3 separate regions of the Homo sapiens genome follow, and regions 2 and 3 are each linked to region 1. The links are chromatin contacts, found by Hi-C in ENCODE. All regions are on one chromosome and are shown on one strand. The core of a region is the stretch at or near the end of the contact, and the rest is flanking DNA. Distances in the headings are between cores, read along the strand shown. Region 1 holds the start of LINC01780 (long intergenic non-protein coding RNA 1780). Region 2 holds the start of TBX15 (T-box transcription factor 15). Region 3 overlaps TBX15 (T-box transcription factor 15).

Region 1 (3,673 bases), core at 909-3,408:
TATTGTGGTAATCTAAAAATATCCTGGGGGAATATGAAGCAATATGTAAATATTCTGTTTTATTATCCTCTGAATAAAAACAGATATTTCTGTGGTACTTTCAGGACCTGGGGGTAGGTAAACAGATAAAGAATGAAGCCCAGAGATATTAAGTTCCTTGCACAGGGCCACGTCATCCTTAGTTCCGCTAATCCAAGTCAGCCTCACTTGAAAGCCTGTGTCTTAAACATTCTGCTTGCTCTATAGCCTTCCTTTCTAGGGGAGGGGAAGCTTGATGCCTCTGTAAAGTTGGGCTCATGAACTGGCTCTAGGATGCCCCTTGCAGCTGGGCTCATGAAGAGTCTTCCAGGCTGGCTTCTGCAGATGCCTGTACCCTCAAGTCAAACATGAAGCTATTTTCCTGGCTCATCTCCCGGCCCCGGGTCTTTTCTCTGGTTTTGTTGGGATGCTGCTGAGTGAGAATTGCAGGATACCCAAGAATTTGCCAGAACTGAGGGTGCCTTCACACTTCTCCTAAATCACCTTCTTTTTGGACTATACTTGGTGTGGTCCAAGAGGAATGGGTTCGACAAAGATGAGGAGGGTCGTTGTGTTCACACACTCATGAATATCAAAGAAGAGGCACCAGCTAAGTCTTCTGGGAAAATTTCCAAACTGACACTGCAGTGAAGGAACAGCTGCAATCCCTGCACCTCCCGTTCTGCTCAGACTAGCACAATAGCCTTCACCGAGAGTCTGCTCAGAGACAAGCCTGTATGGAGTGTTGGGTGCCAGGGTATCTAAGACCTTGGCCTATCCCTGCCAGGGATGGAATGGCAGATACAGCAATGAAGCCTCCAGTGGGAGGATCTGAGGCAACTCCAGGGCTGCTGTTGGGCACCTGCAGAAAATATCCTGCTGTTGGCAGGGCCTGACCACCTGCTGTCCCTTTACTCACTCTAAGGCCCAAGACAGACACAGGTATCTCTTAAAGGCCCTTCCAGCTAAAAGATTTAAAATCATCTCCTAATCCTTCATCTTGTAAAGAAGGAGTGTCATTAGCTATGTGAGTGGATGGGCCTAGAATATCCAGATGAGTGCTCATTGGAAACCACTTCACCCTCATAAAGCCATGTGAGAGAAGTAGCCCTACCTCCATTTCAGAAAAGAAAGTAACTCAGAGAGATGAACTGATGAGCCCTAATCATACAGTTTGTAAATGGCAGAGCGGGGAATCCATAGCTCTGGATGCCAGATTTCAACAATGAGCTCCGAGGGAGGCCTGGCAGGGAAAGACAAGTTACAGAAGGGCAGATGAGGGCCGGGCCTCCCATTCGGTTGTGCAGGCTGATCCCTGTACTTAAAACCTTGTAGGGACTGAAATTCAGCCTGGGTTCTGCTCCCCATGCCATGAGTCCCAGCAAGGTACTGAGCCCTCCAGGGAAGACTCTAATATGCACAGAAGAGCACTGGGGGCTAGTGCTGCCCTGCTTGTGGGTGTGCAGGTAGTGAAGTCAGGTGTGGGGAGGGATAGCAGATCCACTTCTATCTGGATGATGCTGGCAGGGTTATGGACTGACCTTATGACTACCCCCTTCATACTGTACGTTTTGCTGTTGTTGCTTTGAGTGTTCTCCTTACCTCTTCAGCCACTCCTCTTCATCACTGAACACCTTTATGAGGTCATCTAGCAGGACATTTAATCAGCAAATGTTTTTTCCAAGACCAGGTCAGGAGATGAAAAAAGAGGGAAGATGAGAGACAAGAGCATATCGATGCTTTAAATTAAATTTATCTCCTAATTTGGCTCATAATTTAATTAATCCTAATTTAATTAAATGTATCTTCTAATTTAAAAAGCCTATCAATATCCCAATTTGGAATATTTACAAAATTTTTGCATACAAAATGTAGAGTTAGCCCATTTCCAAAGATGATGACAGAATGGAGTTTTAGGACAGAGTAACAAGCACATATTTCAAATATTGCGGGCCCAAGAATAAGCTTGCACTTTAATTGAAGACAGAACAATTAGTGACAGATGAGCTCCAATTCATCAAATTGGTCAAAATCTTAAAACTCCCATTGACATGGGGTACAAATGCAGTTTATATCTCTGTTTTTCAAGCCCTTCCCCACCTACCTCGTGAACAGTAAACCCAAGGTCCTCTTCTTTGCCTCCATCCTTACTCTGAATTGTCTGTGAATTCAGGGACTTACAGTTTCAAGATATAAGACCTGGAGTCTGACCGGTAGACTAAACATCCACTCCAGGCCCCTGCTAACCCCGAGGAAGAAGCCTGGAGGTAGAGGGAGGAGAAATGAGAACAACTCAGGCCGGTGGCCAAGGTGAGGCCTGCGGGTAGGGGGCGCAGTGCCTGGCACACGAATGGCACTTAATTTTCTGAATAAATAACTGATTACTTGGTTCATCTCTGGGAACATTGAGTTTGCTATTGAGTTGCCCCATCAAACTCTTGGTCCACAGGTCAATCCCCAGCTTCAATATCTCACCCCACGATCGACCTCTTTCGCTGAAGTCAGGAGTGACAGCAATTAACTCCTCCGCTGCACCGTCCCCAGGGCCAGATGCCACGTGAGAGACCCCAGGCTGGAGCGAGAACGTGAGGGCCCGGCGCTCCGGGGCAGGGCGGAGGGATAGCGACCTGGGGCATCCGCTGTTTGCAGGCCCGGCTAGGGCGGCTGCCAGCCACGGGGGAGAGGCGCTGGCAAGAGCCAGAGAGGATCCCCTGCAAGAAATATATCGCGTGCTGACACTTTTACGACCCGGGCCGGCTTACAGTACACAGGCCGGTGCACAGCTCCGCTTTCCTCTGCCCAGCTTGACATCACATGCTCGCCCCGGGGCTGCCACTTGGAGTCAGGAAAGCCCATATATTTCCCTCCTCAGATAGGCCTAGTGGTTCTCGTCAGGTGCAGAAAGCCAATAAATCACCAGCGAAGTCTCCATGTATCTATCAGTCAGGAGCTTGTCATCCTCCAGCCTTGATCCACATGAAAGCCGGGAGCAGGAGGGGCGGGGTGCGGGGAGGGGGGCGCGGTGGGGGCGGGGCGCGGTCGGGCCTCGGACACCTGGCAGGGAGCTAGCGGGAGGGCTTGGGGAATCTGCAAATGTTCACAGTTCCAAGGGACCGCGGGGGAAATTTACACCTCCTCCCCCTACTGCTTGTGCTTCCTTTCGCTTTGAAGTTCTGTGGCTCCGCACTGGAGTTGGGGAGGCAAGTCCTCCAGCCTCGGGCTTTTAATATTCACATCACGTCCTCTTTGCAGCTACTTTGGGAGGATTGAAAGCTACAAAGGACGTTTGGGTGACCTCCCCACAACACAAGGTGGGGTGGGGGGTTTCAACCCACACTGCCCCATCTTGAATCGCCATGGATGACCAAGTAGTTGAAACACGACGGGGGACTTAGGTGCCAGTCCTTCTAGGCAGAAGGGCCCTCTTGGGTAAGTCCCTTTTCAGTCCTTAGTGTCTTCCAGATAGCAGTATAGTATCTGTGGAATCCGATGGACCTTGGTTTAAATCCCACCTCTGCCACGTTCACCTTTTGGATTTAGTACATTTACTTATAGCTTCACTTTCAATTTCCCCATGTCTAAATTGGAATACAAGTCTCTAGTTCGCAGAATTGGTGTGGGAATTAAATGCGGCATATGTAGCAAGTGCTCAGCA
Region 2 (3,497 bases), core at 1-2,500, 340 kb after region 1:
GGCCTCTCAGTCTGTCCCCCGCCCCCGGGACCCAGCTCTTTCCGGCTTCTTTGCAAAAGGATAGAACCGTCTCGACCAGGGCACTAGGACTGGAAGATCGGGCTGTGTCTAGGCCGCTGTCCGCGAAATCCGAGACGTTTTTTCAGCTTGGCTAGGACCGACTTCGCTGCCGGTTTGAGCTTTCTCTGCACTCGGGGGTCTCCTGCCGTCCTCGACCGGTGGCGTAACTTGGGAAGAGGTGTGGGAATTAAGAATGGCCAGGAGCGTTGGATTTTTTAATTCCTTAGAAATCCATGTTGAATGCAGTCCTTAGAGATCGCAAAAGGCAGGGGGCGGCCAGGGGGGAGATCAGCTGGCCGGGAAAGCCATGGTCTTGAGGTAACGGGATTTGCAGGGAATTTTGAAAAAGCTCCTTCTCTTCTGTTAAAGTTCCTAGCTGTTCTTGCCTGTCACCTCTCCATAGGTTCTCTGCAACAAGAGCCCGGAACAGGCGAAGCGCAGCCCAGCGTTCGGGCCGTAGGGAAAGAGAGTATTTGCGGCGTGAGGGGGCCCAGCTGGAATACGCCTGAGGAGCTCGCCCTAAACCCCGCGCTCCGCCGCCCGCCCCTTGCTCTCAAGGCGCCTGTGTCTCCTTCTCCACCAGGTAGAGCTGGAAGGAGGAAGCGGTCTTTGAATTTTCAGTTACAAGACCCTGGTTAGTAACAGGGCTTTCTGTTTGCTTGTTTGTTTGTTTCCTTTTGCCTTACCCAGATTTGCTTAGAAAACGTTCAGTAGGAACATTAAAACCTGTGTGGCGAAATCCAGGAGGAACCAGAATATTCTAAAGCACCTAGGGGCTGACGCGAAATTATCAGAATCGTTTTCTGGCATTTTGGACAGGTTAACATTTTGTCAGAGCCCCAAAATTCCAGATCTGCAACTAAAGTGACTCTGGACTTGCAGCGTCTATGAGACCAGCAGATCTGGAAGAAAAACGTATGGATTTGGGATTTGCAGGAGTTTGTAAAGGCGCAGATCAGACCTCAACTTTCAACTGTCCTACCTCCCTCTTGGAGTAACCCATGGGGAAACCGGGAAGCCAGGGGTTAAAGTCGGCCCAGGAGCATCCAGGGGACGACTGGCGCTGCGCTTTGGCCCGGGCCTCAGTCTCTCCCTTCCTCTCATTGGTTCGCGCTCTCGGAGTTTCTCTTGTTCCCTCCTCGCTATTGGTTGGGGGCTGGCTTTTTTCCCCCTCAGTCTTTTTCTTCCTCCCCCTCCCTCTCCCTCACCCCTCGGACAGGAGCGCACCGCCTGCCCCCTGTTCCTCGGGAAGGGAGGAATTTAGCGGAAAAAAAAGTTTCCCAGAAGTTTGGATCACAGGGAGGACGGGAAGGCAGAGAGGAAGAGAGAGAGAGGGGGAGGAGAGAAAAAGAGAGGGAGGGGAGAGAGAGAGAGAGAGAGAGAGGAGAGAGAATAATAATAATAACAAAAACAAGATGAAGTTCAGTGGACACAGTCTGTGAGCGCCTGCCCCGGTGGGTGGGAAGCAGGACTCGGGCGCTCATGCAGCGAGCGGGCGGCGCTCGGGGCGCTAGTTCCTAGCAGCTGGGCCAGCGTAGGGGCGCAGGTCGGATCCGGCAGAGGAGGGCGGAGGAGGACGCAGGGGGAGGGTGGAGAGACCCGCGAGCCGCAGTCTCAGCCTCGTCCGACGCGCCTCCGCCTCTCCCGGGCCGGGCCCGGTGGGCGCTCAGAGCTTGAGGGCGCCGGCTGCTCCCTCGGTAGCGGGGGCAAGCGGAGGCAGGGGTGTGGGCGGCTAAAATGAGTGAAAGGAGAAGATCTGCAGTCGCCCTGAGCTCGCGAGCACATGCCTTCTCCGTTGAAGCCTTGATCGGCTCAAATAAAAAACGGAAACTGCGAGACTGGGAGGAGAAGGGGCTGGACCTGTCTATGGAGGCGCTGAGCCCCGCGGGCCCACTCGGAGACACGGAGGACGCGGCGGCACACGGCCTGGAGCCTCACCCGGGTGAGTGCGTCGCAGCCGACCGCGGGAGGCGGGCGGAGAGGGGACGCCGAAGGGCCAGTCGCCGGTCGCGGGTGAGGAGCTAGGCCCTGCCATTGACGCCCTGCCTTGCCCCAACATAGGTTTCTGTTTCTTCGCGCAAATGCCCTGAGCCTCCCTAAATTCACCGGAACCAATTTTTGGGGCTGGACTGAGCCTTGCATTTTCGTCGCCAGCCTAAGCAAGGAGTCCTGTTTGTTTGCATTTCTTTTTCTTTTGGGTGGAGAGCGCAGCTTTCTGGGTGTCCGTGGATGAAGGGCTGCCGGTCCCTGGGATTGGGAGGGGCGCGGGCCGAAGGCAACGGCGGGAGCCGAGATCTAGGACTCGCTTCTGAGAACTCGGGAGGACTGGCGCGGCGTTCTCCAATCCAATACCTCAGTCTTCGGGGAATGACCAGTTGTCTCATTTAGCCTTCAACCTCGTCCTTGCCTTTCTCCCACCAACTTTTCGATGGTGGAACATAATTATATTTCTACTCCTTTGGCGTTTACGGAAACAAGAATGGATGTTAGACCCCTTACTCCTTGGGTCACTCTTCAGGGCCCACATCTCTGTGTATTTAGGGTGTGGGTACGATTGATTTGTGTCTCAGATCCTACAGTAACCCATGTATATTATGTGCACGGAACATGTAAAAAGCAGGGGGGATGTCATGTCTGTATTTTAACAGAACCCTAGGAGGGGAGAAGCCAACTTTAACGTTTTGTGTTAAGTGCCAAGATTTCAACTGTGCAAAAACAGCCCGGGGGAACAGCTGTTGTCGGAAGAATCTTGAGTGTGCGCGCGCGCACATACAACGCTCGCAACTTGGTTTAGCGGTTTCAGAAGCTTTCCAGCCCGGACTTCTAAAACCATGCTGGAAGGTGCTCCTGCTGAACAGCCAGAGCTGGGGAGTAGACCCCGCTTCACACGCTGACAAGCCCGGGGAGGGGGCAGCGGCCTGCACTGGGATAGAGACGGTCTGGGGCTCAGGAGCTTGGGGATCTCAGCCACAAAGCTGTCCAACTCAGAGGAGGGACAGCTGTCGCTTACATTTTCTCTTTAGGCAGTGACAGTTCAATTTCCATGCTCCCGAGGCTAATAATAATGCGATTAGCGGGTGACCTGCAGAGATAGAGTTTTATGAATTCTCCGTGTTTTTGTGGCCCGTTACGGTATTTGAGTTTAGTGCTGGGGAATTATTTTTATTAGTCGATGAAAAGAAAATTAAAAGGAGATTTATTTCGACCGTCCAAGCCTTTTCCTGTATTTGAATGCAAGTGCTTGTCCACGCGGACCCCTGCGTGGGCATTCCAGAAAGGCACCCAGGGCTACTGTGTGTTTCCCTTCGCTGGCCAGACCCTATTTCCTCAGCTCATTTATCTATTGTCAAAATCTCGCGTGGGCCTTCATACAGTTAGAAGTTCTTGCAGGGGTTATGACGCCTTAGAATTTGTAAGGTTCTTTTATTTTCCCCACG
Region 3 (3,322 bases), core at 431-2,930, 410 kb after region 1:
GAAAAATGGATGACACACAGCTATACACTGGCTGTACACCATTCTGTCACCTGTGTTGCTTGTCACACTGCTTTGCACACAGAAGGCACTTGATGATAAATGATAAGTGGCACAACCACTCTCTTCATAAAGCTCCCTAATTCTCACATTAAAAGCTTTAAAACAAGTGTACAGATATTGTTTTTTTCTAACACTTGAGACATTTGCTATTAAATTTCCATGCATACCCATTGGCCTGGGATCCAATGAGCTGTGGGAAATATATTTTTAACCATTTCCCCCGGGCCCATGAAGTAGAGTGCTGTTATATTTACAGGGGTCTGTGGAGACCCCCAAAACATGGTATCACAGTCATGTGTCAGAAATCCCTATCATAAATGAGTTGGACAGGATAAACCAACTTGAAAGAGAAAATAAAATATTATAACTCCAACTTGAAAAGAAAATATGGTGCATGGTTTATTGCTGTGGATTATGGAGGAAGAAAGAACTGATTTTCGGTCAAACACAGAAAAGCAGTGACACTCTTTAAACTCAATACAGTATTCATATGGCAGACACTCGACTTTAGAAAGCCAAACCTTTAGACTCCTGCTATGGTCTATAAAATACATGTAAAATTGCTTTTGCTACATTGTTGGTGCTGCATAATTAGTGTGCAATTTTAAAGGCAAGGAATATTTAGGAAGAAAATAACCTTGAAGCCTGGAAGACTCTTTCAAGTCAGAGTCTGTTTGTCAGAATCTCACATTGCTTTGAAAGACCTTTAAAGACTGCGGTCTTGGGAAATTCCACTCTGATAAAATGAGGTGAAAGAGAACTAGGAAAGATTTGCAATGTAGGAAACAACTTTAGCTGTCCTAGTGATACGTTCTACAATTATCAAAAATATGAAGATGGTCTTAAATAATGAGATTCCCTTATTTCTAGAATCACCTTGCATTGGGAGTGCCTTCCTTCCTTCCTGAGCTCCCTAGCACCTATGCCTAAGTCTCCATTGCTTGCATGTAGTGAGTCATTAACAATTCAGACACAAAGGTACCAAGGCTGAAAGTGGAAACACTAGAGTGCATGTGACATATGTTGTTCAGGCTTGTTCTAGTCTACAGGCATGAGGGCAATATATACAACCATGGCAGGGTTTGCCAGAACTAAGATAGGATGCAATGGATGGGGACTTATGCATTGAGTGGGGGTTGAACCACATGGCCCCTGAGGACCAAGCTGGTGACACAATTGGATGTGCTAGCTTGGTCAGCCTTATGAAACTGGCTCTTTGTTTCTGATTTGCTTGTGAGTCTTGGAGACTGGATAACATGTACTGCATCCTGCCCCATTCAGTCTCACATTGTAGATTTTCCTTTGGGTAAGACCCTGGCAAAAGTCTGCTTTTTCTGTCTTCTACATGAACATTTCAAGTCATTAAATGAATAATTTCTAGTGGTAGGAAAGGCATGCCTTCAGTGAAATGGCAAATGCAGTCAATTTTTTGGGTCTTTCAGGCTAAGGCAGATTGTCTTGTGGTCTGATTCCACCTAACTGAATTGACTGAGTCCATTATTAATTATTAACTCACTTACACATCATTTGTTTACTCACTCATTCAACAAGCATTTTTTAAGTGCCTCCCGTGTGTCATGTACCATGGACGTGACCATTGACCAATTTTCCATTTCAATATCTGTCTAGGCAAGTGATTTACCACCACTCTGGGGCAAGGAAGGTGAGTAGGAGAGAGTTTTTAGAGTCACATACTGGGCAAATTTTAGTTTTTATAGAGAAGTGAGTCGGGTGGGTCAGACATCTGTGTGCCAGGCCAAGTTCTATATCCAGCTTCAAATTAAATCTTGAGCTGAAAGGAAATTAAATAAAAGCAACAACTGTTATTAAAAAAGTGATTTTTGTAATTTTCTAGGAGTACTAAGAAAGAAATCAGTTAATATAAAAGCAATTCATACTTATTTGTTTGTTTCCAGATTACCAGATTAAAAATTGACCGAAACCCTTTTGCTAAAGGATTCAGAGATTCTGGGAGAAACAGGTAAGAATCACTGGGGAAGAGGCACTTCTTTTCTATGTGACATTACTTCCCTCACATCCTGCTGATGGTTGATGGCTCCTGCCTTTTAGAAAACACCTGTATGCTCCGCCACTGTGTACACTTCGGCAAAGAGAAATGGATAGCTAACGTAAGAATCAAATTCTTTGTTGCATAGTCTAAATCACCAGATCAAATCCCTCATGCTGTTTTCTTCCCCACATCATATTTAGTAATTGAGTCACTTAAAACAAATTTTATGGTAATTTATTATCATTAAAAGATTGCCATTTTTCTCTGATAAGTATCTATAGGTGGCTTCAGCACCTGCAGTGATATCTCATATATTTCTCATTCCCAGGAAACAAGGAGTTGTAGACAAATAACATTTTTTCAGAAAATTACTACCTTAAGAGCTAAAACAGTGTGAAAAAAAATGTAACTGTTTTTCTCCTGGGAAATAGTTCCAAAATATATCAGATGCTTCCTGCTTTAGAAAAGAGAGTTTACAGAACACCCCTTTCTTGATGACTTAGCCTCAGTCACTATGACTAGGTTATTATATAGTGAATCTCTTATTGCTGAAGTTTATAGGACCATTTGCTCCTGCTATAAATGTCCTTAGAGACTGTGTCATTTCTCTTGTTGATACTTCTTTCTTTTCTCGAAATTCTTTCTCACTCCTCCTATATAAAATTAAAAGCTGTTACCTATGGAAAGTTAGGAGAGAATCAAAATGGGTAGGGAAACCAGCTATATCTAAGATTATTCAATCAGAAAATTTCATCTTGTATAGACAGTATTGAATCCACAAATGTGACACATCTGTCTCATAAGTGCGTAGGCTTTGCAATGACTGTTTATTTTAATAGATTTTTTTTTTTTATAGTTTGAGGGCATTTATTTACATTCAAATGACAGATTACCAGGGGTTATCTTTGGTATTCTGTCTGTAAGAATTTTCAAATAAACCAAAAACTTTTATTTCAAACCATTTTGTGAAATGTGCAGTACATTATATTAAAATCCAGATTTATGCTAAAAATCAGTTATGGCAATCATTTTCTTTACAAAATGACTTATGAATCACTTCTCTACTAAACTTATGTATATTTAAAATATATTTAGATTTGAATAAAATGGTATTCACCTCAGAATTTTTAAAAATTGTATGTACTGAGAAAAGTAAAAATCACTCAAAATTCCAGCTTGTAGACAACAAAATTGAGCAATATATTTTTGGTCAAGCAACTACTTGTTAGTGGTAGAGCGTAGTAGAACTCA

The links. A loop is a pair of places that touch in the nucleus more often than their neighbours do. Pooled maps may share reads with other maps.
Region 2: a loop to region 1 is called in a map with no recorded cell type, with 4 times the contacts of the local background. The contact joins the promoter of TBX15 here to the promoter of LINC01780 in region 1. A Hi-C loop is called at or near these places in 1 of 37 single-sample maps with no recorded cell type.
Region 3: a loop to region 1 is called in a map with no recorded cell type, with 3 times the contacts of the local background. The contact joins the enhancer-like site here to the promoter of LINC01780 in region 1. A Hi-C loop is called at or near these places in 7 of 37 single-sample maps with no recorded cell type and 3 of 50 pooled maps.

What each region holds. Positions count from the first base shown.
Region 1 is chr1:119,326,737-119,330,409 of GRCh38, reverse strand. LINC01780 (long intergenic non-protein coding RNA 1780) reads right to left here and starts at 2,158. Exons shown (of 4, transcript NR_146623.1): 1 at 2,123-2,158; 2 at 1,621-1,666. RefSeq lists enhancers at 2,497-2,576, 1,852-2,713, 2,714-3,574, 3,575-3,673.
Region 2 is chr1:118,986,096-118,989,592 of GRCh38, reverse strand. It overlaps TBX15 (T-box transcription factor 15), which reads left to right and starts at 1,250. Exons shown (of 8, transcript NM_001330677.2): 1 at 1,250-2,002. The coding sequence starts at 1,798. RefSeq lists enhancers at 1,317-1,849, 1,850-2,383.
Region 3 is chr1:118,912,834-118,916,155 of GRCh38, reverse strand. It overlaps TBX15 (T-box transcription factor 15), which reads left to right. Exons shown (of 8, transcript NM_001330677.2): 6 at 1,977-2,041. Among named protein-coding and RNA genes, the nearest start is that of TBX15, 74 kb to the left of the region's middle. Within about 2 kb of position 1,680, at least 2 of the 41 ENCODE cell types and tissues checked have a DNase peak (open chromatin) inside an H3K27ac peak, as active enhancers do.